Linked DNA regions of Homo sapiens: regions 2 and 3 are each linked to region 1. The links are chromatin loops, found by intact Hi-C in ENCODE. Cell type or tissue: OCI-LY7. All regions are shown on one strand. Each heading gives the region's core, and the rest is flanking DNA. Links, peaks and the distances in the headings are about the cores only. Region 1 has its middle 260 kb from the start of LINC02500. Region 2 holds the start of LINC02500 (long intergenic non-protein coding RNA 2500). Region 3 has its middle 38 kb from the start of LINC02500.

The links. Hi-C counts contacts between places; a loop is a spot of excess contacts. Peaks named below come from ENCODE experiments on the same cell type or tissue, not always from the same donor. Only the 100,000 strongest peaks of a DNase experiment are listed, where the experiment ranks them.
Region 2: a loop joins it to region 1, with 7 times the contacts of the local background. A loop is called at or near these places in 32 of 110 quality-filtered maps.
Region 3: it touches region 1 in a loop (7-fold over the local background); 27 of 110 quality-filtered maps call a loop at or near these places.

The regions. Positions count from the first base shown.
Region 1 is chr4:181,523,061-181,533,406 of GRCh38, forward strand. It overlaps a transcript of TENM3 not described here and the pseudogene LOC132386. Among named protein-coding and RNA genes, the nearest start is that of LINC02500, 260 kb to the left of the region's middle. In OCI-LY7, for the core only: CTCF peaks have their summits at 5,709 (motif pointing left) and 5,932; a DNase peak (open chromatin) is centred at 5,721.
Region 2 is chr4:181,256,653-181,266,998 of GRCh38, forward strand. It overlaps LINC02500 (long intergenic non-protein coding RNA 2500), which reads right to left and starts at 8,377. Exons shown (of 2, transcript NR_149139.1): 1 at 8,293-8,377; 2 at 4,364-4,916. RefSeq lists an enhancer at 1,872-2,405. In OCI-LY7, for the core only: CTCF peaks have their summits at 4,895 (motif pointing right) and 5,096; no DNase peak of the experiment used is centred there.
Region 3 is chr4:181,297,413-181,307,758 of GRCh38, forward strand. No RefSeq gene overlaps it. Among named protein-coding and RNA genes, the nearest start is that of LINC02500, 38 kb to the left of the region's middle. In OCI-LY7, for the core only: CTCF peaks have their summits at 4,526 (motif pointing right) and 4,732; a DNase peak (open chromatin) is centred at 4,519; H3K4me3 peaks cover 283 bases.

The DNA of each region.
Region 1 (10,346 bases), core at 1,653-9,652:
AATGTATGAGCATGGGACAAAGACATCTTTGAAGGTCACTATTTTGTTAGTTTAACATCATGTATTTGTACTAGTGAAGCCTGTACTCAATATATAAGCAGCTTGAAATTGGCTTTACCAATCTCAACATTTGACCACAAGCGTCTTTTATATATGCAGATCTAATATAAAACCCAGAACTTGGACTGCATAGTTAAAATTATTTATGCGTAACATTCAAATGAGTGCGTTAAATATGCTTCCACAGTAGAGTTTGAAAAACTACTATCTGATTTGTGATTGAAAGCTGCCTTTCTATTTACTTGAGTCTATTTCATGCAAACTTTTTTATGAGCTATGAAATAAAACATTTTAAAATTAAAAAAAAAAAAAAGTTTTCCAGGGGTAAGATGAAGACCAAAGTGAGACAGCCAGGGAGGGTCAGGGACAGTGAAAGGACTAGAAATAAAAACTCAGCCCTCATTCCGTTGTCAAGGCTATCTCAGTGGCAAACAAGCCTGAACCATCAGAAAATGGGATTGTACATTCTCTGGGTGTCACTTTTCTTCAGATACTTCTGGAACTTGATTTACCTGTTCCCAAATGTCCCTGGCCCTCCCCTTCTACAGCAAATTGATAAACTGGCATCCAAATGTGTTTCCTTAAAGCAAGCTCTAACCAAGAGGAGAGTATGATGTTCTTCTCTCAAGGATCAGAAATCTTCAGACAGGTCTCCTATGCGCCACAAAGTAGTTTTAACCTTCAGAAGTATCTGCGTCCTTTGGTGTACTTAGAGCAAAGCTACACAGAAAACCATCCTACAGGATTCAAACAGTAGCATACAAGAGCTCAATCATCTCTGAAGAGCTTTCATTTGACAAAAAGGGAAAAGGAAACAAGTCTTTGTTGGTTTCCTTTTTTTTAAGAAACAAAAGGCCATTCAATTCTCTCTTCCTTTTTCCTCTCCATCTTACACTCACAGAATTCTACGTGGCTCGCTGTTATAGAAGACAAAGGTGACTAGCTTCTTTATAATCCACGAAACACTAACATGGAAATCATGCAAATTTTTCTTTATAAAGATTAACCTGTGAAAATGTGGGGGAGCAGCACTTCCCGTGATTTCCGTGGTTTTGGGGGTGGTGTAGGAGTATGGAATTTTTTTCACCTCCACAAATAGAAATGTGGATGGGACAATGACTCACCAATTTCTCACAAGGCGAGTAGAAAATACTACGTCAAATAAGTTGGTTGCTTATTTCCTAATGGATTGATTAGGATAACAAAAACTTCCATACCGGCCAAACCTCTTTAGCAAATACCTTTGCTATTGGAATTGACACGAAAGGCTTAAATGAAGCAAAAGCGAACTCCGTGTCTTTGGGATGCAGGCATGGGTCTGCAGCCAGCTGTGGTATATGCCCTGATTTAACTATGAGTAAAGAGGCTATTTGATTAATCAGTTCCTAGCAGGTTTTATGCATTAAATTTACTTTTACAAAATCCAGAAGTTATTCTTATCTGTATCTCTCAGTTTGACTGATTAATTATCTATGGTTCCCCAGCACATACCATGATCACAGTAATGTTCTTTGGAGATATAATCATCAAAGAGCATCCCTTGGTTAGTGTGGTACATGAGAAGGGCATAAATAATGAAACAGAACAGGGGCCATTAATCCGTTCTGTTTTGTTTTCTGTGCTTGGAGGTTGGTTTACCAGGTAGGGGGTAAAGAGTAGATGGGAAGTGAGGGGGAGGAAAAGAGGAAAGCCTATAGGTCAGAATTTTGCGCGGTTCCTTTCAGCCAGTCCCTCTCCTCGGACCACGCACCCTCAATCCCTGGCAAGTCTTGAAGGCTTAGAAGTTTTCATTGTGGTTTGCCAAGCTTTAAGTATGCACATGACTCTCACTGGGAGCTAAAAATGTATTTCCCTAACACCAGATGATTAGAAGAAATTGCTTGATTATACGACATTTATGGTTCAAACATGAACCTATTGTTTAATGCAGATTTTTAAGCAGTTTTTTAAAAACAGAATATCGAAAGTTTGACAGGTCAGTGCTAATTAAGAATGCAGAAGAGGGGCCAGCCACGGTAGGTGGCTCACACCTGTAATTCCGGCACCTTGGGAGGCCGAGGCAGGTGGATCACTTGAGGCCAAGAGTTCCAGATCAGCTCAGCCAACATGGTGAAACCCCGTCTCTACCAAAAACACAAAAATTAGCCAGGTGTGGTAGCAGACACCTGTGGTCCAGCTATGCTGGAGAATCATTTGAACCCAGGAAGTGGAGGTTGCAGTGAGCCGAGATCACGCCACTACACTCCAGCCTGGGCGGTAGAGCAAGACCCTGTTTCAAAAAAAAAAAAAAAAAAAAAGGAATGCAGAAGAACAGAGGGCAAAAAGTGAAGCTTTCAAATCATATCTCCCCCTGACTTTTGAAGGGGCTGAGGAGCTGCTAACTGAGTAGAGATTAATTGCCAGGGTTCACTCGGTAGACCTCAATTGTGTATCATTCTTCCTAATGTTATGGAATATTTATGTCAAGAAATCCTGATGGTTTGCTCCTCTGTAATAACCCTTTGCCTGTTACCTTTTCCCCCTGTGTTTTTTTGTTTTTGTATAACTAGAATGTTTCTATTGTATAGACATTTTAGAACAAAATTGGGGTTGACCAGCTTATTGAATACAAATCTCCTTTTCTCAAATGTAGCAGTCAAGAGCTGTGGGGTGGCAGGTTTTCTTACCACATACTAATGAGGGCAGCTGGGTGAGTGCCCTCAGGCAGAACTAAACTTTGCACGCGCTACTTCTCACATCTCCCTGTGGGTAATTAAGTGGTGTGGTGCTCCAGCCTGCTAAGGAAATGTCAGCCCTTGCCTGGGCTGATTTTTTTCCAGTGGAGGAAAGCAAAGCACAATAGATCTTAACCAAATAATGTAAATACAGAAGGTTTGAGAGAAGCACGTTTTCTAGAATCTCTCATTCAGCTTTCCCAGACAGTTGTAAACCAAAATATTCACTAGCAGTATGACTCTAACAATTTCAAGGAAACAGACATTGGAGTATGGAATGTTTCACTGTTATTTTCCTCTGGCATAATCGTGAATTTAAACGATTGGCCCATTTCTCTGGTTGAAGGAAATCATTCTTTCAACCTTCTAAGAAGACGAGTTCTATGGAATTTAATCACTTTTGCTTTATAATTTTTAACAAAAGAATCCAAATTAAAAAAAAAAAACCAGCAAAGTAGCGAGTGAGGAATGAAGACCTCAAAATCTACAAAATGTAAAATCTACCAGCTTTGTATTTTGACCCTGTCAAACCCATATTTGACAAGCAAAGCAGTGTGGCCTTTTTCCTTCGAGTATAAATTTCACTTCACTGTATCTGCTTAAGTTGTAGCCAGGAGAGATTGGAAGTTTTATAACGTGATTGAAATGTAAAGCTCAGCCAAACAGGAGTAGGAGTAGGTTTTGCTCAATTGTCATTGATTAAGGGGTTCATCTTATCTATCCATCTGGGGTGCCATAGTAGGTGCATGCTCTGGTCCTTTGCACTCTTCGAGGGCACTTACTCTTAACAATGTTTTGAGATTTTTTTGTGGTAGTAGTGGTGGTAGTGATGGTGGTGATGGTGGTGGTGATTCTTGTCATTTGTAATTGGGACTTTATAACTATAGGATTGGTTAAGAGGAATTGAGACTATTAGAGAGAGAGCTGTGTATAGATTAATAGCAGTTAATTTCTTCTGTCTTCCTCTAAATTTCTCTCCAGAATGTGTCTGTCTCCCTTTTTCTCCGAGCTTCTCTCTCTCTATCAGTCTCTGACTCAATTTGTCTGTGACCTCTCTTTCGAGTAGTAGTAAAAACATTTTAGTGTCCTTATAGTTCAGTTAGGAGATAAAGTTCATGGCCAAGTGCTGTCTCTGTCTTGATCCTACGGCCCTTCCCAACTTGGTCCTCCTTGCTCAGTGACTTAGCCCTGGGTCCTTGCAGCCACCCTGCTGAAGCTCACTCCTCTGGCCCCCTGTGCGACCAGTCAGTGCTGTTGTGTTTGCACAGAGACCAGCTGCTAGGTCCACAATTGCAAAACAGTTCCAATCTACAAACTGTTTTCATGAATGTCTTTTGTATGTCTGGAAAACATTAAATGTGATTTCACAGATGAATGATTTTGAAAGTTTTTAACTTTTAATTAGACTATTTTTAATGACTTTTTGTAAATGGATTCCCAGTAAAGCATTTTGTTTTACCTATCTGAAGACATAATGAGCTAAAAAGTTGAGATATTTAGTATCAGGTTTTTGGGTGTTTTTATTTGTTTTTGTTTTGTTTTGTTTTGTTTTGAGACAGAGTCTCGCTTTGTCACCCAGGCTGGAGTGCAGTGGCTTGATCTCGGCTCTCTGCAACCTCTGCCTGCCAGGTTCAAGTGATTCTCCTGCCTCAGCCTCCCAAGCAGCAGGGATTACAGGCACAAGCCACCACGCCTGGCTAATTTTTGTATTTTTAGTAGAAACGGGGTTTGGCCATGGCCAGGCTGGTCTCGAACTCCTGACCTCAAGCCACCATGCCCAGCCAGGTTTTGTTTTTTTTTTTTTTTAATATAAAAGGATAATAGAATGAAAATTTGAAAAACACAAGTATAAATACATATGTATATATGAAAGTGTGTATTCATCTTCAGAATAAAATAATAATAGAAACATTCATAATTCTCCCACCAAGAAAATTGTATTTTACATTGTGTTACATTTGCTTGTAGTCTTTTTTTTCGTTTAATGTAATATATGTACACACATTTGACATTTTACTCTATAAAGCAGTTTGTAAATTACCTCTTCTTTCATTTAAACTTATACTTCTGAGTTGTTAAATGTTCTTTAAAAATATATTAATGGCTGAACAATACTCCATTGTATGGATGTACCACAGTGTACTAAAAATTGTTTACTTTTTTAAAACAATTTTTTAAAAGGGGGGGTTAAAGGAGGATAAAATTCTCTGTGTAAGGCGTAAATCCTTACATACATCTCTGATTACCTTTAGGAAAAAAAACAGAAATGAAATTATTTTGTCAAATGAAAACATTCTGTGATTTAAAATTTTCTATTTTTATAAAATAGATACTTAATATACATATTTGTATATTGGACGTTTACTTTTTGGTATATACCCCACCCAATATGGCATTTAAAAATAAAGCTATCTAGTTTCTACACAGGACTCTTTATAATCAATGACTTTCAGATCAAGTAGTAGCATAAAATTATTATTTTGATCCTAAAGAAAGAAAATTAAGTATTATAAGTTCTATCTTGATAACTACAAAACAGACCCTCTAGCACAGTGCTGTGACACTATAGTCTTCGAGTGAACAAAATTGAAGAGATTTAGAGATAAGAATTACGACCTTCTCTTGTAAATGAGACTCGCAAAGCACAGGAAGAGCTAAATTATTGACTTTTTGCTCTGTAACAACACTAAGAATAGCTAAGACTTGTTGCCTTCTTACTAGTGTCACAATTTGAAGTGCTTTATGGGCATTAAATCATTTAATCCTCATAACAATCCTACGAGGTAGGTTGAATTATTCACCTCATTTTACAAATAAGGAAAGTGAGGCTGAGGGAGGTTAAGTCACTTTCCCAAGTATTTCACCGAGGAGGTGGAATTCCATCCCAGAAAGCCTGGCTGCAAAGCCTGCACTCTCCACCACTGTGCAATGCTGCCCCCTAGTGCAAGTGTGCATACACGCTGCTCAGGTTCCTTCCCTGAGAGGCTGCTCATAAGGAAGAAAAAGGCAGAAATGTGGAATGAAGGGCTGATAACCAAACACACACACACATACACACACACACACGTGTATATACACACACATATCTGCAGGCATATATATAGTTGATATAAATATATGTCTATATTTAACAGTATATGAGTAGCATAAATAAGATTAGTATACTTTAAAATGTTTAAAGAGCTTTTATTTATATTTTCCTATCTGTGAGGAAGGCACAGTGGAGATTATTGAACCCATTTCACAGGTGAAAAAACTGAGGCTCAAAAGGGTTAAAACATCTTGCCCAATGCTCTACTGCTGGGAAAGGCAGTGTGGGGATTAGAAGCCAGATCTTCCAGCTGTTAGTGCAGTGGAGCTTCTGCTCCCCTTATTCCTCCCCAGCAGTACCTCTCCTACATGTCCAAAGGCATGAGCAAAAATGAATGAGAAATGGTACAGACAAGGAAAAAGGGTCTGCCTTCCCATCTGTTTAGATCTAGAATCCAGAAGGAAATGAGAGAACTGCTCTTGGGCGATGACAGTGTAGTGTTAACAGAAAACAGAGAAGGAAGAGCTGCTCAATTCATGTTTTGCTTCCATTCTCTTCAGTAAGAAGGATTAACTTCAAACAGAAAACTCAAGGGAAATAGATGTGGGTAATGTAAATACTACAGGCATAAATCCTTTCAGGAGACATGAGAACTTACAACTGACAGCCTAAGATAACTACAATCACGTGGGGTGGGGGGTTGTTATTCACCCCATTATAATATAAATTATTCCTAATGACACCAGATAAATAGGTGCTGTTAATGAGCTGCACTTGGAAATAAAGATACCACTTACTGACCAGATAACATGAGGCCACAAGTATTGCATTTACACTCAGCCACTCATTGGCCACTTTAGCCTCCCTTGTGGCCAGGGGCAAACATTCGCGAGATGGCTACTTTCAGCCAGAGTTCAATAGGCACGGTGCTATGTACACACTAGGTACTTGGAAAATATTTGTTGAATTAAGCAGAATTGGACTGAACTCTTTGATGAGGTTGTCCATAAGCAGAGATCCCTTGCTCTAAAATACAAACTTCCTATGTGGCCTTAAGAAAAGACCAAAGTCATTCCAAGTGTGTCATGAAACAAAGAGAAACTAAGTAAGAATAGGACACATACAGGAGCGTTTGGAAATCATAAAGTTTGGCTCTTCTCTTAACTCTCTTTATTATTCTGGTGAACTGGAATAATAACTGTGTACAATTACATTTTAATTTATGCTCCAAATGAAAGAGCACTTTTTAAAAAGTAACATTTTAAGTGTCAGAGAAGAGACATATTAAACTATTATTTCTTTCTCAGTGATCATAAAAAAACATGCATTCTGAAGTCAGGACAGTGAGATGCTTAAAAGCCCTACATACAGGGTAATAAATAAGATGAATGAATAATTGAAATTTTGCATTATGTGGCACCAATAGATTAATTTTTACAAGGGAACTTATTTCAAGTAATGATCTTAGGAAGTGATCTCTCATTAGTAGCCATCAGCGCGTGGAGGTGGCCAGCCTTTCCTACATAAAGCAAAGCAGCAAAGTTGAGTTCTCACTGATATGTCTTAAGAAGAGAAACAAGAGTTACAGGTGTAGATGAGTTGCAATGCATGAGTTACAGGTAACTAATATTCACCCTAACAAATCAAGCTGGTCCTAAGGTAGATCCTGCTGGCAGAACATACAAAGCATTTTTCCCCCCATTGCTAACAGTCGTAGAATTTGTGAATTCAAGCAACTCTTAATGAGTTTTAAGGGGACCCTCAGTGCATAATATGGAAAATATGCATCTTCCTTTTCAAATTCTGTAGACATGTAATCCTCCAAACAGGCATAGCCATAAAAATAAAACTAATCTTTAATGGATGTTGATTCAACAACAAAGATATTGCCTCTTTAACTGTCGTATTCGTTGGAGGAGTAAATGTGTTGTATGTGTGTGCGTGCATGTGCATGTATGTACGTGGGTCATGTGTTTCTGAAAACATGAACTGATCTAAGAAGTTCTAGTTATGATTCTCCTCATAAGGCCTTTGGAAGCTGACACCTGCACCAGTTCTGTGTTTCACAAATTAGAAGTTGGTTTCTGCTACTTCCTTTTTTTTAATGTCAGCCCTAATTGTTTGTCTTACTCTGATACCATTCTTAGTGACTTTGAGAGTGTATCATGCCTTTTTATCCATAATGAATGACTATTAGCATCAATTTTTATTACATTCCAAATAACCATCAATTTCTCCTTCAATTACATGTGTAAATGTCATGTGGTTATTTTCTGCCCTGTGGATTAGATAGCAATCAGAACCAGAGTGACTTTAACTTTAACTGACCCACAGAATAAAAGTGGTTCAAATTATAGAGCAAGGAAGGGGGAAAACAGACAGAAACTCACGATGATCATCTGAGCAGTGAAAAAAATAAATACATAAAAGTTGAGTGCAGGAGTGAACCCCAACGACAAAGTTGCCAGATAAAATCTCTGTCTTCCTCAATTCTTGGCTTAGCTTTGGTGCTATGACAACTATCCACATATCAGGGGACTTATGCATAAGTATCCCAGAGTCTGTTTCTGTTGGTTTTGTTCATCTCATGTTCTTTCTACCCTCTGGAAGGCAGGGTGATTAAGGCTCCATGACATTATATTTTTAAATTAGGAGTTTACACATAGGGTATGAACTGTAACGAATTATTTATTGAACACCTACTAGTTCTAGACACTGTGGAAAGCTCTGGGAATACAGCAAACAAGACAGCTGGGATTCTTACTTTATGGGGCTTTCAGTATAATGGAGAAGAAAGACATTAAACAAATAATTACAAATGTTCAATGCTGTAAAGGAGAAGCCCAGGATGCTGTGGAAATATAAAACGCAAGATCTAACCAAGTGTGTGTAAATGTGTGTACACGGGACTGGGGAAAGGGAGTGTGCAGAAGGCTTCCCTGAGGCACTGCTGCTTAAGCAGAAAACTGAAGGGCGGAGCAGAGTTGTCAGTACTGCAGTGCTGGTGCTTAGTTCTCAAATCTGGGAGGTACCGTGCACTTAGACCATGATGTCAATATGTGGCTCACCCCTGCAGTTGCAGGGCTCGCTTCGCACAACCATCCCCAGGTGTCTCTGAGCAGGAGTGGGAGTTGGCTAGCTGATTAGCAGAATTAGATGGGGAGAAAAATATTGCAGAAAGAAAGCCATTATGTCTTTGAAGTAGCACAGAAAAATGTGTTATAATAGAAGTAGAGCGTGTCTGGGAAAGAAAGTGGGGTCCCACCGGCTGGGTTTTATACACATCATTACAGATGTGTCATTTTATCCTGAAAGAAATGGAAAGCCACGTGTATGAAATGCATCAAAAACATTACCCCTAAAGAAGATCTAAATGGAGGAGGGCAAAATTGGGCTTTAGGACTAAGATGTAGACTTTTATCACAGTTACAATGAGAATTTTTGCTTCCAGGATTAGGACCCTGCCAGATTTAGGAAGCAGGATGTACAGTAGTTGGGTGCGGGAGGTAAAAAATAAGGAGGGGTTGAGAATGACATTGAGATTCCTGGCTTGAAGGTGATTCATCATGCCATCTCCTGAAATAAGGCATAACTGGGGTCCATTTTTAACATGGTGAGTTTTAGGTGCCAAAGAGCCATACAAATGGAAAATGTTCAATAGCAAATGGCGTTTCGTTCTGGAGGGAACAGGTTCTGGTTGGAGTTATAAATTTTGGAACAAAACACCCTATTTGAGTATATCTTATACTTGTATCAAGTCTTTCTGAGTGTGCCCCTATTTTAAAAAGTAAAGGAATTAGAAATCAGTCCTGTTAAATATTTCAGAGCTTTATGAAACCACCAAAGAGGAGAGGACATTTCTATTTTATATCCTAGTAGCTTTTATTTTACAAGAATGACCATAAATGGCTATATAGTTTTTTGAGTACTACAATATTTAACCTAACTCTTATGATATTGTTTGTTTCATTTATAGAATAACATTTATTTTCAGCATCTTATTATGCATTCTGAGAATTCTGTATATAAAACCCTTTTTGATGATTTTCTTAAAATTGTTTTTAGGTATTAAAAGGATTTGTTTAAGACTGTGAAATGTTTTCAAAATTCTCTCTATAACCCCTTTATAAACGTAAACTACTAACAGCATTTTACAAACGTGAAGACATGGCTTTTCTACCCGGGGTTTTGGGGAAAGCACTGAGACTAGCGGTAATCTTTCCTAATAAAGTCTCTTTGCTCCTGGAGAACTCAATTATTAGGGCAGGACCGGGAGGGGAAGAAGCAAGGATCCAGCTACTCAAAGCCTGCTCTGGTGTCTATAGTGAGGAAATAAATGTAACCCTTATGGTTTAGCCCAGCATACTGGGTCAAAAAGAAGGGGCATTGCAAGCCAGAAGCCCTGCTCAGAACTGAAGAATTTACAGGCCACTGACCTATTGTGTCACAGTACCGCCACCATCATCACTTTTAATACAAAAGAGTTCACTCATTCATGCACAAATGCTTCTCCTGGGTGCAGTGGATGATCAGTCACCCTC
Region 2 (10,346 bases), core at 1,570-9,569, 270 kb before region 1:
CTTTCATTGGGTTTAGCTAATGAGAGGCACTGACAGATGAAGGATGGGAAGGGAATAAAGCCAGGGTATCTGGTTCCCTCCTGACAGGTCATCCAGGTCACTTCATGGTGGCTGGTTGAGGACACCACAGTTCCTTGTAGGTGGCCCTCTCAAAACAGCTCTTTTGGGGTTCAGAAACTGTTCCCCCTCTTTACCTCTTCAGGCCTCAGGGTTCAATAATGCTCCCTACTACTACTAGTCCCAGAGTACCTCGATGAAGCTGCCACCCACACCTTTGAAAGTTGTGCCTTTACTCTCTTCCATTACTCAATATGAGTGTGCATCTATTTCCCACCTAGATCCTGATTGAAACAGAGACCTTTACAATTTACTGCGATTTCATCCATTTAATATTAGTCTTTGCTGTGTCCAAGACCAGTTTTTCTACATTATTTTAACAGAAGAAACTCTACCAAGTTACTGCTCATAAGCATATGGTATAATTTCTGTAACTCAGGTGGAATTTGTAACCCTTTATTCAACAGCAATTCTAAGTTGCGAGTAATTTCCATTTTAATCATGGAGAAAAAATCTAGATTAATTGCGCGTGACAGAATTAGGTAATGTCATTACCATCTCTGTATATTGTCAGAGCCATTGGGGTCAAGAGGCTTCCCAATGATGAATAAATTGCTTGACTGCCTGGTGTTGGTTGACCTAATAATTTTTAAAGTAGTTATTGTATCCTTAAATTATTCAGGTGCCATGAAGAACATAGATGAGATGAAGATAGATCTGTTTGCTGTGATAGTAGATTAACCATCTAAAACCATCTTTCAGAAGTTTTGGTTCTTTTATGAATGGGTTGGGTAGAAACTCACTAGGGTTAAAATCAATACTGGTATTTCTTTTCCCCAAGTGTACATTCTCCTAAAATCCAAGTCTTAAGAGTACCTGCTAGGAGTCGAGACCAAAAGGCCTTATATTTTATAAAATGGTTCTCTATATCGAAAAAATAAATGCATAATTGGCTTTATGTTGTGCAATAGACATAGTCTTAATGAAAGTTTTGGGAAAAAAGCAAGAATTACAGATTGATTCCTTTCAAACTCTTTTATCTTGAACCGCAAATATGATTAATACATCCGGCTGTTTAGGTAAGGTTCTTTGGAGATTGATATAAGACAATTGTAAGAAAAAAACAAATTTCAAATATGGATTTAACAATATACTTATTACCACACAAAAGTTGTTTACCTATTCAAGAGACATAACTTGGCTATTGCTGAAGTTAGCCTTTTATGCATAATAAATCATCCCAAAACTTAATAGGATTAACGTTCATTTAACCTGTAAGTCTCTTTTTCAGGAATTTGGGCAGGGCTCAGGTGGGCAGTTCTGGTTACATTTGAATTGATTCAAGCATCTTCAGTCGGCAGTCAGGCCAGTTGAGAGCTGACTAGCCTAGGATCACGTCTACTAGGAGAACTCTTCTCAGTTCCACATGGTCTCTCTTCCTCCAGCAGGTTGGCTGGGCTTGTTCATAGGGCAGCTGGGTAGAACTCCAAGAAAGCCAGTAGGAGCATGAAATAAAGGCACAATATCACTTCCTCCACTTTCTATGGGTATGGGCCAAAGAAAGTCAATAGGCCACTCAGATTCGAGGGGAAGGAAAGTAGAATCTGTTTGTTAATGGCAGGAGCTTCTAAATTCCAGAGCAAAAGGCATGGAAACAAGGAAAAGTGAAGGACTGTAGCCATTTTGCAATCTACCAAAATTAGATAATAAGGAATAATGTGGAATGGGAATGATGAACCAAATACTACATTGGGCTTTTTTGTGATTAAAGGAGGTAGGTAAGGAAGGGACATTGTTTTGCATGTATCAACATACACAATAGCACACCCACATATAGAGATGCTTCCATTAAATATTTCTCAGACACAGCAGGCCTTGTATCTCTCTACCAGCAATCCACTCTGGTCTTGCTTCCCTTTTCTTTTGTGCAATCTACAGTTTTTCATTTTTCTTTCTTGGCTTTTGTTTTCCTGCCCCTTCTACTGACTCTCTGACTCCCAGCTGTGCTCTAATCCTCCTCTGAGCGAGTTTTATGCTTCTCTTGTCTCTCTTATCCTGCTTACTGTGTATTCCAAAGTCTGGCAGGAACCATGTCAATAGAGAAAACACTCAGTCATTTGGCAACGTGAAGAAGCAATTAGATGCCAGCTTCTAAAGGGCTAGAGGACATTTAAACTCCAAGTGCTAGAAATCTTACTGAAATTGCAGGCAGAACAGAGGGAGAAGTACTTGAAGAGTTATTAGCTAGCCAGAGCTTGGCCCCATCACATTTTTGCCATTGCCTATTATAAGAAGGCTTCCATGTTCTGGGTTGAGCCACTATGAGTAGAAGGGAGATCAATGAGCATCCTCAGAAATAATGAAAGCTTGTCTCAGTCCTTTAAGAATAAGACCTGGAGAAAGTGATTCCCTGATTCCCGGAGCATAACAGGACACTTTGGATGCACATGACAATGTAGAAGATAATTCCAAATTCTATAGCTAATCCGCAGCACAGTTAATCTCTGAATAGTTACAGAGATGTGTATTATAATTGGAAGCACAAAAGTGGCCATTTATTTCATTTTGTACAATGCTTGTTATTGCATTCCAACTCACAGTAGCTATTACTCAAACCTCTATTTTCTATTGTTATTCTTTTAACGCAGACTTTGCCCCTTACCCAAGCCAGGGTTGTTATTCCACAGAGGGTTTTCCAGACATCATTAACCACAGGAAGAGATCATAACACAGCAGAAACTTGGGATTGAATAACAACCTTGAAATTCAAACTGACATCATGTATTGTTGTTTGCATTATATCCTAAACAGTTATTAGGAACAATTAGCAATTAAAGACTCTTAGGTGCAGTTATATGGTTTTCTACAATATATCCTGAATAGCAGGATAAGTGCTTTGGCTGCAAGCCAATCATCAAAAGCCAACAGAAAACTCTAACCTAAAATGCGTGCTCCTTTATGGCCATTGAGCAAAGTATGTTAATCAAGCAAAGCCATACACGAGATGGGGAGACTTCAGGTGTAAACTTTCGCTATGAAGCCTATCCCCATTTTATCCAAACTCTATGTAGCCCCAAAGAAATAGGATTTATACACATATCTTCTCCACTTAACTTTTATGAAAAAGAGACACATAATAAGCACAGAAACAGATATCCAGAAATATTTTTAAAGGAATATGTCCTGATTTCAGGACAAAATTAGTGTAATAGCGTCTATCTTCTAGTCCTTTAGTAGTTCTACCATGACACTGGTGTTCATTATAATGATCCTGAGGCCCTAAATATTCTTTCTGAAGCATCAACGTGATATTACATCAGAGTCAAGCTAATTTGAATGTTAAGTGTAGTCTACACATATTTAATTCCTTGAAAATCAAGTAGTATATACTGATTTTTAGTTTTCTCACAATATTCATCTTGCCAGGGGGCCATATTCTCAATTACATTGAATAAATTGGATTTTGTGCTTTATTATGTATTGTGTTTATTTTATTAATATCAAAGTGCTGGCTCCAGTTCACCCACTATTAATAGTTATATAAAGCTTTTTTTCTGTTTCCAAATCAGACACTGATTATAGATATAGGAAGCTGAACTCAATCTCTATTCAGCACAGTTTTAAAGAACATGGAATAGCCTGAAGGCAAGCAGGTGTCCAGCTTCTATCAGGCGCTCAGTGTGGAAACAGAGAGAAACATCAGGAGAGTAAAAAAATTCATTCAAATGGCTGTTGTTTTTTTTTTTTTTTAAAAAAAAAAAGAATAAAAGAGAGTAGGAAAACAATTTCAATTGCTCACTGACTTTGCTTACTTAAATCTTTGGAGTAAATTGTAAATAAACAGCTGATCCAAATTGACTAGTGTGGCTTACATCCTTCCCCATTCCAAATGTGTCAATAAAAGTGTTAGTGTGAAAGAACTGAGAAGGGTGGGGCTCCTATTATATTTTTGGAAATAACTTGAACCGCTCAAACTTTACATAAACTCAAGTTATATTAAAGAGAGGAAAGCATGACAACATAAATTGGAAACATTACAATCCAATTTCTTACTTTTGTAAGTACGAAGAAACAATATGGACAATAACATTTCAAAGTTTAGAAATAAAGTATATGATTATCTGTGAAGCAAGATAAAGCACTTATGAATTAACCTCTGGTAATTTCTCAAAGATTTTATTTGTTTCCCTAATAATTAGTTATTGTAAGTAAATGAAATTATACATAAAGAGAAGATAAATTATGTGAGCAAGCAGACATACTAAAACTTAATATAAATACATAAATATGCACAATTAGAAATATTATTTGCATAACCCTATTTATTTTTTAATATAAAAATAGAAATGCAGATATGCAATTGCAAAATACAGTATGGAAAATAGTTAACCAGAATCCAGATATTATGTGCAAACTGTAATTTTACATTTATAATGGAAAGTAACATTAAAGGAAGCTTTGCATTCTTTTAAAATATGAGCTTAATAAAATAATCTGTGATTTTGGCTTATCAATAAGGGCTTTCTTATCTGGGGGTAAAGTAGTCTCAGGAGCATGGTGCCTGCCTTCCTGAGATGGGCTTATCTTGAACACGGGCTGACTTTCCCTTGTGTTTGAGCTCATTCATTTCCCCCAGGTACTGAAGGTTTTCTAAGACGTCTGTTCTTCTCATTGATTGAGTGAAGAACAATCTCCCTCAGTGAGTGAGACACAAAAGGTCTTTTGCACACAGTCGGAACGTGAGTGCTTCAGTGAGGAAGTGTTTCTCATGCCTCTGGGTCTTTACTCTTGTTGCTGCTGATATACACTTCCAGGAGATGGAGCTATGGCTCAGTTTGAATTCTCACATCTTTTGTGGTCTGCTCAAGGAAAAAAACAAAAAATTAAGATCTCAGAATCTTTTTTGAGCAGTTTAAAAAGTAACCATTGCTGTATGGCATTGGGAGGTGGGAAATGGATCGAACTCTTTTGTATTTAATCTATAGGTTTGTAGATTAAATACAAGAGTTCCTTAATTTAAAGCATTTTAATACACTGTGTTGGTGAAAAAGCTTGAAGCTCAGGCTTCTCTTGGATAGAACTCAGGATTTATGACCTCTCTTCAAGACAGAGAAAAAGGCTATTTTTTAGAAAAAGAGAAAACATTAAAAGAAATCAGAGTTGTTGTTGGTTGTTTCTAAAGGAAACCAGCTCATTCCAAAATCTGATAAAAGAATCATCCTGTAATTATAATTATTAAAATAGTGCTGTTTTACTTTTTCCATTTGTCTACCCTAAAATATGTTTATCTAAATGTTCCCCCTTCCACCTGCCCTGGTTTAGCCTTTATTAAAAGTCAGAGTATTGTTGCGCCTCTGATGAGTTTCAAGTAGGCTTTCATCTCATTATGCACTTTGCATATAAGAAACCTCCAATTTATGGCTGATTTCTCAAAATACAGTAATTGAGTTTGTTGCCAGCCATGCAGGGTAATCATCCAATCATGAAAACCTGCTCTGTATGGAGGAAAGTGTTCTGGACCAGTGGATTAGGGATGACAGGTGTTCTTCCTGGTAGCCAGCTGTTTCAGGAGCAGTATCATAGCAGGAGTTTCAGAAATAAGTAACAGCCATGACAACAATCATTGTATTTGAAGAGTGTTTATGATTATAGAATGTTCCATGAGCTTCACGTTCCTTGAGCCCCTGATGACCATCCATGTGTGTGAGATTGGTGCTATGAGGTGCTGAATTTATGGACCAGGCTCACGGAGGAGATGGAGTGATGGAAGTCACACTGCTAGTAAGTGGAAAAGTTTGGCTTCTTGTCCACACCATCAAATGCCTCACTTCATGCGCTAGTGGCATGTTTTGTTTGGATGTCTTTGTGAGTGTGCGTGTATGAGTGTGCGTGTGAGTGTGTGTGCAATGATGTAAAATAGTCTTGCTTCTGATGGGCATTTGTGCATATCCTCGTGTCTGGCAGGACTATCCAGGGATGCACAGCATAATCAGACTTCTTATCCAAACTGGGGGAGCCCTTATCTGTGTTTGGGACCACCTATATGACATCAATTTAGATAGGAGTAAAAGCGTAGTCAACCAACTATTCCTACTGTTAGATGTTGTCCCGATTTTATCACATTCTTTTGTGTTTGTGTTTAATTTATAAGTGGTAACATTTGGGTTTTTTATTCTAAGCTTCAAATTCTCTTTACTTTCTTGATTTCTTATTTTAGTTAAAACTAAACAGGGTATTATGGCTGATAACTACTAGTTAAAATTAAATTACCATGAAGAGAAAAAGTGAAATTTTATCCTAGTAACATGACGATATTTTTCTTTAAATTATAGGTTTGAATGTGAAGTTTCATAATACATAGATATGAGTTTCTCCCAATCTCTAGCAGCTAGAAATACTCTAGCTAGGTACAAAATATTCATCATGCTAGTTGTTTTAAATATACTATCGATATCACATGTAGAAAACCTGGACTTAACTCAGACCTTAGTATGAATTCTGGCTCTTTCTCTTACCAGCAATATAACTGGAGTAAATTATTTATCATCTCCGAGTCTTGGTTTCTTCAACCATAAAATGGGGAGGCACTCAACCTCACAGGGACATTGTAGAAGACTGAATAACAAAATAAATCTTTAATACTATTAATATATTTAAGGATGGTCCTATTGCAGGTTACAATTTTTTTTAACCATTCTTTCTGTCTTTTCCATTCAATGATTTTGTAAATGCCCATTGCTCTGGTATTTATTAGGATGTCTGAGTGCTTTTAATTTTGGTCTGAACTGAGTCAAGGAAACAGGTGATTCGTTTTGCCAACGAAATAAGAATTTACTGACTTTCTGAGTTATGTAAGTTTTGTTTTGCTCTTATAAATTTGAGCAGGGAGCATGTAAATGCTGCTTTCAGAAGAATAAGGGGAAGCAAAGCAAAATGAAAATGAAATAATTCCCCAAAAGGATTTCCAAATCATTTCTACTGATTTAGGCAAGAGGGGGTGGGGACTCTGTCAAAAAGGTTCCCTGGACCCAGCAGCATGAGCAAACCTGCTGGCACATCTTTGCCACCACAAAAAATTGGCTCTGAAACGACCATTCTGTGTTAGTTTTACCTGCATGTTTTCAGTTGTCACTAGCCTACTCAGGGGACCGAAGAAGAAAGCTTTTTTCCAGAACCAGTAGGTCTACAGGGGTCTGAGAGCAGGGATCTGCCAACAGAAAATTAGAGTAATAAGGAAAGCACATTAACAAAGGCTCTTTTTCTTTTAAGAAGCATAAAAAAGAACCGTCCCATCAGATGTGGCTTCTTCTAAGTGTTACTGCACTTAGCAATTTTTAAAATTCTCAAAATATAAAATACGAGAGAAAAGGAAGTGTGACATTTTACTTTTTGTATGTTTTTCTTCAGACTGGTCTCATATGCTAATAATACCTATAACTTATTCTATTTACTTTCACCTATAAGCTATAGATTTAAGTTAGTGAAGGTGTCAGTGTGCTATATATAGGGCCACATCGTTAATTATACATTTTATAACTTTTGGGTGAATTGAATGCAAGATAGGCCAGATGCTGGGAGTGTTCTGGGTAGAACTGCACTGTTAGACATACACAGGAAGGGATTTAAAGGGGGAAAAAAGCAACTATCTCTTCCTAATTCAGCTCAATCTCTAGCTGATTATTTTGGCTTCTCATCTTAATGGTAGCGCCCGAAAATAACTTAGAAAAATAATCACAAACTCTACACTCTAAATCTCATATCCTAATAAAGGAACCCTATAAACCAACATTAAGATAGGTGAGAAGAATATAAGTGGTATGCAATTTAAGGAATGAAATAGCAGCAATTTGCATTTCTTCTGTCTCATTCAGTAGCATTCATTCTTGTTTCTTATTAAATAAGTCTTGTAAGGTACCTTGAAAACACCAGTGGCAAAGTGATGGACCGGTCAAGAGACGCTTTAAAAATGTTGGTCTCCAGGTTTTATAAGCACAGTGCTTTGAGTGTTTCGTGTTTGAAGATGATGAAGATAATTAAATGTAAAAGAAAAATCTCCTTCAAATAGGGAGCTTGCAAGCAAGATAGGTACATACACCATTAATCATACTGTGATTTAAGCACCTAGAAAGTCATTGCTCAATTATCACTGCTAATGAAGAGGAGCAGTAGTGCCGGTGATCCAACATGGCAGCTAGAATAATTTATATTCAAGTCAAAATGACTTTTGGTACTTACATTTGAATATAATGGTGTCTGGTATTCTGGGACTCCTAGCTGAGCGCCCAGCAGGCAGGAGGGTTCCCACACATGCACTTGCTCATTGTTCCCTTGCAGAAGCAAAGGAAGCAAAGGAAGCATGCGTGCTTCAGCCGGTAGAAAACGGCTCAGCGGCTGGGGCTCAGCTTCCTAAACCAGTGACAGGGCGCAGATCGGTGTGTTTGCTACTACCCAGGCCTGCAGTGGTGCAGCGGGATTGGGGGAGGGGGATGGGGGAAGACTTCACCTGCCTGATATTTGTGTGTCTGTAGACCATTAGTGGATAAGTAAAAGATAATGACGTATAACCAAAAACATTTTAATGAGAGTAAAACAATGCATGAGAAATCAGAGCAGTAGGTCTGCCCAGTTTGCTAAAACAGCCCCTTCGTAAAAAATATATCATGTTACTTGATTTACCCGAACCCAAGTGCCTAGGCATAACTTATTTCAGCAGTGCCTGCCGTTTAATAGAATACAAGATAAATTTTTGCATTTCTTCAAACTGTTGTATTTCCTACTTTTAGCCTGATGGTTGGGTTAGATCTAGTTTTTAAAGTGGGGAGAAGAGTATGGCCGGGAGTTACAGCAGGTGCTTTAAGGAGATGGCAAACATTTCAGGATCAGTGTGGTATTAGAAATAGCTCTGCAGTAGGAAAGCTGCAGAAGTCTTGCAATCTTGCTGTAATCAGAAGGCAGTGCGAGTGCTGAGATCATTTTATTACAGAAAGAATGAGATGTGGGAAGGAAGAGAAAATACATATCTATGTTCTTAATCTTAGTATATTGACTTATATTTTGTTTCTCTATTTTTCTCATAAGAATCTTTTTTTTTTCCTAAAAGACATTGTTGCAGAATACTTTATCTCAAAACCATCACTGCATCATTATAAATGTATTGTTTAGGAGGATTTCAAGGTCTTCCAGATATGAATGAAAAATCATTTATTAGCAGATAAAGTTACTAATTGAATGAGAGGTAACCACGGTCGCAATTGCACATTGTTTTAACAGTTGTCCCGAGAAGACACTTCCAGACTGATAGGCCTCAAAGAAAAATATGTGTTGTATTCTACAAATATTAATAATCTAGACACAAGTGTTAGAGATGAAACTTAGGGAAAAACAATACAATTCATGGCTTCAGTGTTTTTAATATCTAATGGGGGAAATAGTACTCATAGGATTTATATAGTATTTTTTTTTATTTTGGCTATACAATTTGCACACTGTGAGTCATGCAAGCTCAATACCGTGTGTTCAGAATGAGAAACTTGTCTTGTTTCATTTTTGTATGTTCCCAGTGCAAGGTAAGTTTCTTATACATTTAAGTGCACATAAAATATTTATTGAGCTGAAATAAAAACTATATTTTGCTACTCAAAAGTAACCAAATGATCATCATCACAAAGAAATGCATAAAAAGCAGGCTGATGAGAGGATAGTGAAACAGCCATTCTTACTGTCATATATCTTTTTTTCTTTCTTTTAAAAACTGTAGAGTAAGTAGAATTGAGGTAGCTGGTTCTTTGTGTTAGTTATGAGGCTTCTACTTGTGAGTATAATAAAGGTGATCCTAATAGTTAGTGGAACTATGGTAATTTGTTGGATCTCATAGAGTCTATGGGTAGCAGCTTCAGGCCTAGTTGGATCTAGCTGTTGAAACAATACTGTCAGGGATTCCCGTACAGTTCTCGAATCTGCTTTCCTCTCCTTTGGCTTTTTTTCTGACACTGTCTTTTCTCTTACTGACAAGTTGAACTTCAGAAACTTCAGGCTTACATCCTAAGTACATATCTAATGATAAGGAAATCTGGCAAAAAGGAGTACATATTTCCATAGTTTCACCCACAACATCTGGGCTGACACTTAGAGATTCTGATTGACCTCTCTTGTATCATAAGCATTTTCTGAGTCAGTTTCTGGAGCTGGAAGAAGTTGGCCACCCTGATTGACCAGACCTGGGTCACATTTCAGAATGAGGAATGCTCAACTCCCAAAGGAAAGGTAAAATGCTTCTAAGAGTTGTTGGA
Region 3 (10,346 bases), core at 1,485-9,484, 230 kb before region 1:
TTGATTTGCATTTCCCTGATCATTAGTGATGTTGAGCATTTTTCCATATGTTTGTTGGCCATTTGTATATCTTCTTTTGAGAATTGTCTATTCATGTCCTCAGCCCACTTTTTGGTGGGATCGTTTGTTTTTTTCTTGCTAATTTGTTTGAGTTTGTTGTAGATTCTGTATATTAGTCCTTGTCAGATGTATAGATTGTGAAGATTTTCTCCCACTCTGTGGGTTGTCTGTTTACTCTGCTGACTGTTCCTTTTGCCAGGCAAAATCTCTTTAGTTTAATTAAGTCCCAGCTATTTATCTTATTTTTCTTGCATTTGCTTTTGGGTTCTTGGCCATGAAATCCTTGCCTAAGCCAATGTCTAGAAGGGTTTTCCAATGTTATCTTCTAGAATTTTTATAGTTTCAGGTCTTAGATTTAAGTTCTTGATCCATCTTGAGTTGATTTTTATATAAGGTGAGAGATGAGGATCCAATTTCATTCTCCTACATATGACTTGCCAATTATCCCAGCACCATTTGTTGAATAGGGTGTCCTTTCCCCACTTGATGTTCTGGTTTGCTTTGCCGATCAGTTGGCTGTAAGTATTTGGTTTTATTTGTGGGTTCTCTATTCTGTTCTATTGGCCTATGTGCCTATTTTCATACCAGTACCATGCTGTTTTGGTGAGTATGGCCTTATAGTATAGTTTGAAATCAGGTAATGTGATGCCTTCAGATTTGTTCTTTTTGCCTAGTCTTGCTTTGGCTACACAGGCTATTTTTTGGTTCCATATTATTTTCAGGATCTTTTATAGTTTCTGTGAAGAATGATGGTGGTATTTCGATGGTAGCTGCGTTAATTTGTAGATTGCTTTTGGGAGTATGGTCATTTTCACAATATTGATCCTACCTATCCATGAGCATGGGATGTGTTTCCATTTGTTTGTATTGTCTATGATTTCTTTCAGTAGTGTTTTGTAGTTTCCCTTGTAGAGGTCTTTCAATTCCTTGGTTAGGTACATTCCTAAGTTATTTATTTATTTATTTATTTATTTGTAGCTATTGTAAAAGGGGTTGAGTTCTTGATTTGATTCTCAGCTTGGTGCTGTTGGTATATAGAAGAGCTACTGATTTGTGTACATTAATGTTTTATCCAGAAACTTTGCTGAATTATTTTATCAGTTGTAGGAGCTTTCTGGAGGAGTTTTTAAGGTTTTCTCTGTATACAATCATATCATCAGCAAACAGCAACAGTTTGAATTCCTCTTTACCGATTTGGATGCACTTTATTTCTTTCTCTTGTCTGATTGCTCTGGCTTGGACTTCCAGTACTATGTTGAAGAGAAGTGGTGAGAGTGGGCATCTTTGTCTTGTTCCAGGTCTCAGAGAGAATGCTTTCAACTTTTCCCCATTCAGTGTTATGTTGGCTGTGGGTTTGTCATAGATGGCTTTTGTTACATTGAAGTATGTCCCTTGTATGCTGATTTTGCTGAGAGTTTTAATCGTAAAGGATGATATCACCTTATTCCTGCAAGAATGGCCATAATAAAAAATCAAAAAATAATAGACATTGGTGTGGATGCAGTGAACAGGGAACACTTCTACACTGCTGGTGGGAATGTAAACTAGTACAACCACTATGGAAAACAGTGTGGATATTCCGTAAAAAACTAAAACTAAAACTATCATTTGATCCAGCAATCCGACTTCTGGGTATCTACCCAGAGGAAAAGAAGTCATTATGTGAAAAAGATACTTGCACATGCATGTTTATAGCAGCACAATTTGCAATTGCAAAATTGTGAAACCACCCAAAATGCCCATCAATCAATGAGTGGCTAAAAACTGTAGTATAAATATATACGATGGAATACTACTTAGCCATAACAAGGAATTAATTAATGGCATTTGCAGTGACCTGAAAGAGATTGGAGACTATTATTCTAAGTGAAGTAACTTGGGAATGGAAAAGCAAACATCGTATGTTCTCACTCATAAGTGGGAGCTAAGCTGTGGGGATGCAAAGGCATAAGAATGACACAGTGGACTTTGAGGACTTAATGGAAAAGAGTGGGAAGGGGCCGAGGGATAAAAGACTGCAAATATGGTGCAATGTATACTGCTCGGGTGATGAATGCACCAAAATCTCACAAATCACCACTAAAGAACTTACTCATGTAACCAAATACCAGCTGTTCCCCAATAACCTATGGAAATAAAAAACTTTTTAAAAAAATGGTAGAACCTTACAGTGTAAGCTCCCTCATTGAAAGGCATGTAATACCTGTACCCTGCCTGGCCCACAGCATGTATCCAATATACAGCAGTTAACTTTTCTTTCCTGCTCTCTCCCTCCTTTTACCTCAAAGAGTTTTTAAGTAATTAAAAGAAAGATCACTCTAATTTTTAAAAAAACATTTGGAAGTGTAATCTAGGTAGCAATTTATCACAAAAACTTTAAAATAATTTATTTTTACTCTATTAAGTCTTCCATTAGGCTACAACTTGTCAATACAGCAAAGTTTCCTACTTCTCCTGATGACAGACATATTTAATCCTTTTAGTATAATGTGCTACAATGAGGTTCATAAAACTTTGAGTTTTAAAATGATTGATATACCTCCTAAAATGACCTCCTGCCCATGCTCCTTGCCAAAAAATTGATTAAATTCACATATTACATTTTTTCTAACCCTCGAAAGTAATAGGAATCATAAAATAATAATTTATAAAGAAAACCTGTAGGTCTAATTCTCTTTTTTTAAACTAGATTATATTCTAAATATTTATTAGGCAATTTCCTGGGGTTAAAAAACATACAGAGAAACTTAGATTTTTAGACTATCAAAAATAATCTGCTTCAACTTTAAATTGGTACAGTCAAATTTAAAAATAATTACAGCATTAAACAATATTCCTTTTCCAGACTCTTCCCTCTGTCATAACACAGGAATTTTGGCTTCCATCTATCCAATCCTTATGGTAATTTTAAGTTGTCAGCATGTTAAACTATTAAGTTGAAACAATAATTCTTTATTTTTTTAAACTAATATTCTGTCTAAATTGCTTCAGAGCTTCAAACTCAACATGTTTAAAAGAAACCTCTCAGTCATTCAATATTTAGTTTCCTAAGTAATTTTCCTTCTAGGCAGAAAAGTAATTGGTCTCAGAAGCTGATTTTGTTCTCCCTTCTTTGCACTGGCTGCCAGAAAGCTCAGAACCAAATGTGCGGTTAATGTATATGACCTAGAGTACGCATGTTGTTTATCAACCTCACTCCAAGCTTCCTGCTATTTTTCCTGTACTTATATTCTAATTTCCTTACTTGTCTTACTTTGCACATTTTGTGATTATATTCTGTATTTATATGTCACATTAAATTGCTTAATTTTTTAAGTTGGGTATAAATACACTCAAAAATAAATTAATTCCACTAAAGTTGACACTCCCTGCATTGTTCAGCTCAGTGCCTCTAAAGACATGATCCCTTTGTCATCCTTGACCTTACCTTTTCTTCATTCCCACATTCAATGGTTGATAAAATCCTGGAGTTTCTAACACTTAACTCTCTCTAAAAGCCTTCTTTTCGCTTTAGTGGTACCATCATTGTCTTAGTTTGGAAATTCAATTGCTTCTGCCTTGGTCTCTCAGATATTGTCTCATCGCTTCAAAACATCTTTTATACTGTTGCCAAAAATGGTTTTTGAAAAAAATGCAAGTCTGACTACACATGCCACAGTTACAATCACAAGAAAGTAACATAGTCACAAATAGGGTGTACTGCTTGGCTCTTGTTTTTGCTGAATCTGTGACTCGTGTTTACCATCAGCCATGTGTTCTCTTATAAATAGGTATTTGTAAGAAAAACTATTAGGCTTGCTTTTGTAAAAGCTAAAATGCACAAGACAGGATTTTATTAGCCTGCCGCAATAAGAACATTTATTAATTCAGAGAATCTCAAAAAAAAAAAAAAAAAAGGGGGGGTAGAGGAAGGGGCTGAAAAGGCAGAGGGCTGCAGTTTTATAGAGGCAGATAGACAAGAGGATCATCCAGAGTCGTAATGGAGTCATGGAGAAGAATGGAGATGCCTCTCATGGAAGCCACTGAGGAAGGGCAGAGCTGGGAATATGCTAGACCAGAGCATGCCCTGACAGCCATTTCTGGGAACACAAAGGCGTGGAGGTATTTTGGGAAGGGAAGGAAGGACGGGGAGATATCATAACCATCACTGTTTTCCAGGAACACGGGGTTCATGTAAAGTTGGATATTGTCATTATTCATCCATCTTGTGAAATTGAATGTCCTCACATTTCTTTTAAAACTGCACAGAAATGAAAACAGAAAGAAATGGCAATTTCCTAAATGTCCCCTGTTGTTCCCCTCGCACAGCCTTATATAAGTGGTACATTTTCATCTTAAGGGGAAGGCCGAATATACAGAGATATCTATAAGATCACTTTCAGAATCGCCAGTGAAGGGAAGAAGAGGGAGTGGTCCCAGGAAGTTGATTTACTCAAGGGACACCCTCTTCACCCCAACGCCAGGTGGCGCTGATGGAAATGGCTAGCAGGCCACACTTTGAGAAACCCTGGCCCAGAATATCATCTATCTTAACCTTTGCTGTAATTGAAATTTTCCTTTTACGTCTCACTTAATAATCATGAGCACTATGAATCCCTGTAACTCAGGCAAGAAGAAAGAATTCTCCACTGCTGATGGAGCTATTGTTTCAGATCATACCATTGATTAGGGATCAGGAGTCGTTTAGTAAGCCTCTGGTTTCCAAAGTAGCTTAAGCTCTAATTTCATAGACATTAAATCATCCTGGATTCCTCCCTCTTAATGGCATGTTGGCAGAGCAGTTATAGCTCACTAGAGAGCAGGCTTGCCTCAGCTGTTACTGCCTCAGCCAGGTGGTCAGAGGAAAAATGAATTTGCTTACCTGGGAAAACAGGTTGCCTATAAATCAAAAGAGGTCAAGTTATGTCCACCAGATGGAGGTTTTAAAATCTTAATGTGTAAGTTAAGATATAATGGATTACAGGAGGTGAGATTTTAGTAAGGTTGAATCATTTTGTTGCCTTCTGGGATGGAGGGGGAGCGAAAGGTTACTGTTACAGTGAACAAGAATGAAGTCAGATTTTCATCCGAGGTGACCTAATTACCAAGGATGTGATTCTGACTCATTAATTTTCAAAATCATATCTAATTATTGGTATGGCTTACTGAGGCTCAAAAATGTGTTTTCTAAGTGTATAGTATCTTTTCCATAAGTACTAGATTTAGGCATGTTATAAATATTGTGGTTTAAGAGGACTCTAAACAGTCAAGAAATCTCTTTCTCTGTTTCTGTCTCTCTCTATCTCTCTCTGTCTCTGTCTCCCTCTTCTTTCTGTCTCTTTCTTGTCTGCTAGTTCTTCAGCCCTGGAAATGTAAAATGAAGGGTTACAGAAAACAAGAAGAATCTGTCAGTTTTCTCTTTCGGGGCAATTAAAAAATTGATATATTATTTAACATAAAGCTTTGATGGTAACTGTGGATATCATTTATCCATATTATCTCACTAGAGTTAACTGTAGGAACACATTTAGCCATGAATGACTTTTTACTCTGAAAGAGTAAAGTCACAAGGGAAGCAGAAACAGTCCATGAGTGACAAAGGATATTATCAAAAATGCTTATTTATTCCAGTGTGTGAATATGGTATGTGTACAAAACAAATAATTTTGAATTATTTTAAAGGTTTATCCCAGCTGGGAATTATGCATCTCTTATTCCGTAACTTGGCCTTTTTTGTCTTGAAATTTCAATGGTATACTTGTTTCTCACCACCTTTTTTAGAAAAGTGTAAAAACTTACATAATAACACTTGTCTCCTGACATACTGGAGATGTTTCCCATTTGACTCTCTGCTGTTAACCGATGAGCTTAACATCTTGCTACCCTGAGATGCCCAGCAGAGAACATGACTTTTTTGTAGGGGAAAGGACACTTGAGTATGTGGGTCTTTCAGTACGCAGATTCCTCATAGGTCTCTTCACGTAAGTTCTTCTTTCCCTAACTTAAATCCTTAGCTACCTTTAAAATATCACACATTTGTATTTCAGACCTTTGTTGAGATGTTTTTCTTTTGACTTACAACTTTAAAGTTCTTCCACATAAAATAGTCTATTTTAAAAAATTTAAATTTTTGAAACATATTAAATCATTTGATAGATACTATTACCCTTAATGGGAAGGAAAGAAATAATACACACCTTTAATTTTCTTTAGTAAAGTGAATTTTAATGAGAACAATGGAAATGGGAATTGTGATTCTAGGTGTGACTCATATTTTGACACAGGTTTCTGACTTGAAGTCATTTAATCATATGTACTTTTAATTCATGTGGATTAGGGTTAAAATTCATTTCTTTAGCTTATTTTTAAGTAGTTATAAAAGTGAAGGTGAACTTTTATTTTTATTTAGATTGAAATTATTATTTTCCGTTATATTTTCAGACTTTTAAACTAAGCATGAAGTCCCTCTACTTTTCTATGTTCTCATCTTAGTTCTATGGGCATCAGAGCTGAATTGATTTGTAGAAAGTTCCTTAAGCAGACCGATATTATTCCTGCAAAGTAAATCCATATTAATATAGATAACGAGGTATGTAAAGAGATGGATTTAGTTCTCAGTATTATGCTTGAAGTGAGTCGACCTCGGAAAAATTGAACATGAATGCTTCACCTCAATGAGAATGGTTGTCTGCGCAGTATATACAATTTTTAGTCAGCTATGTAGGTCCATATCTATGACCCAGAAAATATATGTACCAGCTCATTTGCCTGATTCTTTGATATTCTGTGAACATGCTGAGCCAAAGATGAGGACATGTTCTATCCATAATAGTCCATTTGCAAATAAATGCACAGGCTTGTTATGGGAAACATCATTTGTTGCCTTGCTTGCTTTGGGAAGCACCATTTGTTGCCTTAGCAAACAACAAATGATGTTTCCTGCCTTTGAGTTTCCAGTTACATTACTGGAATAAGCCATTGGCACAATCAGAAATATGCTTTCGCTACTCTGTATTTTCTTTCTACAAGAATTTAGAGAATTCAAGGACAACAAATGATATGATTCCTCATTCAACAGCTCAGTAAAGCATGTCCTTAGCATATGCCTTTGAAACTGAAGAGATAAAATCGGGAAAATTAAATTTACTTGTATGAATTATTTCTTAAAATATATAAAAATAATTGGCAATCCAAGTATAATTTTTAAATACTGCCACTGAGACTACTACAACTATTCCCATTTCAGTATCTCTTGTTTTGATGAGCAGTAGGACAAGCTCTTCAGTTGATGATGTTTTTCCATACTAAAAAAAATGTGTATGTTTCCTTTGTCATGTTTGACATATATGATCCATTCTGCCAATAGTTTCAGCATCCTCGCCACTGTAAATGATCATTTCATTGGAGTAAGTAAAGGGAAATCACCAGACCTTGAAAGACAAACCTATTGAACAGTATTTTGATTAATATACTGATTTTCTATTGTAGAAATGAACAATGAATATTTGTTGTAGAAATAAGAATAAATGATTATATGCATTTTTCTGATTAGAATATAAAAGAATGTAATTAAAGGATTTACCAATATAACAAACAGACAAACATGGGTGCTATGGTTTGAATATGGGTTATCCCCACCAAAACTTTTGTTGAGGCTTGGTCTCCAATTGAGCAGTATTCAGAGGTGGTACTTTTGAGAGGTGATTAGGTCATTAAGATGCATCAATGACTTTCTGGTGAAACTAGGTTAGTTCTCAAGGGAAGGGTTTCGTTATCACAGGAGCAAATTAGTCAGCTAAATAAATCTCTTTCTTTTATAAATTACTCAATTGCAGATATTCTCTTACAGTGACAGAAAACAGCCTACCATACATCATAACGCAAGTCTGTTGAGGCTGGTGAAACAAAATCTGGTGACTATATCACATTAATTTTTGATGATGCTAATATTGGTGATGATAATGACAGTAAGCACACATAGCAATTTGCTATTTGGTAGGGATTCTTCTAAGCATTTATATATAAAGTAATTTAGTTACCAAAATTATCCTAAGAGGCAGGTACCATTATTGTTTCTATTTTGTGTTTGGAAAAAAAAGCTATAATGCATAGTTAACAACCAGCAGCAATGATGTTTTGAAAGGACCAGCTCTCACATCCAGCTCTTATTGTGTGCACCTCTATTTTGAAATCAATCTACTTCTAGACTTACTGTAAAACTCAGTCTTAGCTATGATGTCCATGGCTAGTAAAATTTAAACTTGGAATATGTTTAAATGTAAGGCTGTTGGTTGAGTAATTGCAGATTATCACCACCCAATGAGCACCTGTTGATTTGAATACCTACTGAATTGGCTGTGCTGAAGTATAACTGTGGCCTAAAGGTCTAGCCTTTTAAACTTCCTCCTTGTCGTTCTTAAGATACTCATCCTGATAAGCATAGTCCTCTGAAACGAATCCTACATTCAGTTTGTAACTCCTTCCAAGCAGCTCAGTTCTGGATCTGCTCTTTTAGACCCCCTTTTCTTTTCTGCAGGAAGAACAAAAGAGATTTTAGAGACAGTCCTTATGAAGAGCTGCTAGACAAGCGAACCATTTCCGCAGCACAGACTCAGACTTCGAGATTCCCTTTCCCGGGTATAATATATCAAGCCATGTCAACAACTAGAGAAAATGGATACTTCACAGTAAAAGCAAATTTTTAAAGACAATGAAAAGCTATAGAAGCAACAAAGACTAGAGGAAATGACACTCCAAAAGGAAAGAGCCTTTACTATGTGACCTGCGAGTTGATAGTTATTTTCTTTCCTGAGGGCATTTGCAGATTCAAGGTATGGGTCAAAGATGGGGTCTGGTCTAGGCAAACATAGACAAAACACTGGAACCTTTGGTGGTCCAGTGGGTTGTTGTGATGGAGAATAATCTAAAGGACTTGCAAACAAAAAGCCAGTTTCTCCCAGGAAGCATTTGCTGTGTTCTGGATTGGAAGGAGAGGATGAGGAACTCCAGCAGTAATTAGAAAACAACATCCTATTGAGGTGACCTGACACAAACATGCCCCAGGTTCCCTGTTAAGACTCCAGAAATTTGAAGCTGTGTGAGGTATTAGCCAAAAGAGCTAAATTCAAAATTCTGAAGGCATGACTTAATCTCCTGTAGTCTTTCAGAGTTCAGTGGACGAGAATCTACTTGCCTCTCAATCAAAGGTCTGGGAGGCCACGTCTGAGGAATGGGAATGAAGCAGACATGGATTGAGTTAAACTAAATCAATAAAAGCCCAAGCCAGGATCCATCCTTGGGATTGAGGTGTCTAAGTTCTGCATCTCTAACAGAGAAAAGTATAACCCTCTGGGGGAATGGCGGGATAGCATCATCTGGACTAATAATCAAGACAAATAAAAGCACACCCACAGATTATTCAGAAACTGGAATTAGCAGGCAAGGACATTATCCATTATCAATATTAATTAAATAAAATGGTACAGAAGATAGGCAAGATAGATGAAATCTTAAGAGTTTTGAAAGATATTTGAAATCTATAAAAATTAATATATGTCATTGATGAGAAACATGTTACCTACAATGAGATCCCTTGAAATTGTCTAAACTCTAATAACAAGATTGTGGGATATTGGAGAGATTGAGAAACTGGGAGAAAGGAGATCAATATCTGTGAAACACCCAATATGTGCTAGACATATGCCAAGAACATTACGTATGTCATATCCCTTAATTCTTCTATAAAGTAGTTATTATTATTCCTACTTTATAGATGAGAACTGTGCAGGAAGTGTTCAATATAACAAAGCAAGGGAACATACAAACTCCTATGTGATCATTTTCACATGTCCACAGCCTCCTAGCATGGGGCAAAGTTGTAAATGAACACATACCACTGAAGGCTCACACCATCATGAGCTTGCAGTAGCAATATCCTAGGAGCTACCTGAAAGCTTCTGGGTACACATAGCTAAACTACGATACTCCTTACCCACAGATTTTGGCATGCCCCTTAAGAAGGCTAGAGGTGTTTTCCAGGCGCAGTGGCTCATGCCTGCAATCCCAGCACTTTGGGAGGCCGAAGCAGGTGGATCACGAGGTCAGGAGATGGAGACGATCCTGATCAACATGGAACCCCATTTCTACTAAAATACAAAAAACTTAGCCAGGGAAGGCGGTGCGTGCCTGTAGTCCCAGCTACTTGGGAGGCTGAGGCAGGGCAGTCTCTTGAACCCAGGAAGCAGAGGTTGCTGTGAGCCGAGATTGCGCCACTGCACTCCAGCCTGGAGACAGAGTGAGACTCTGCC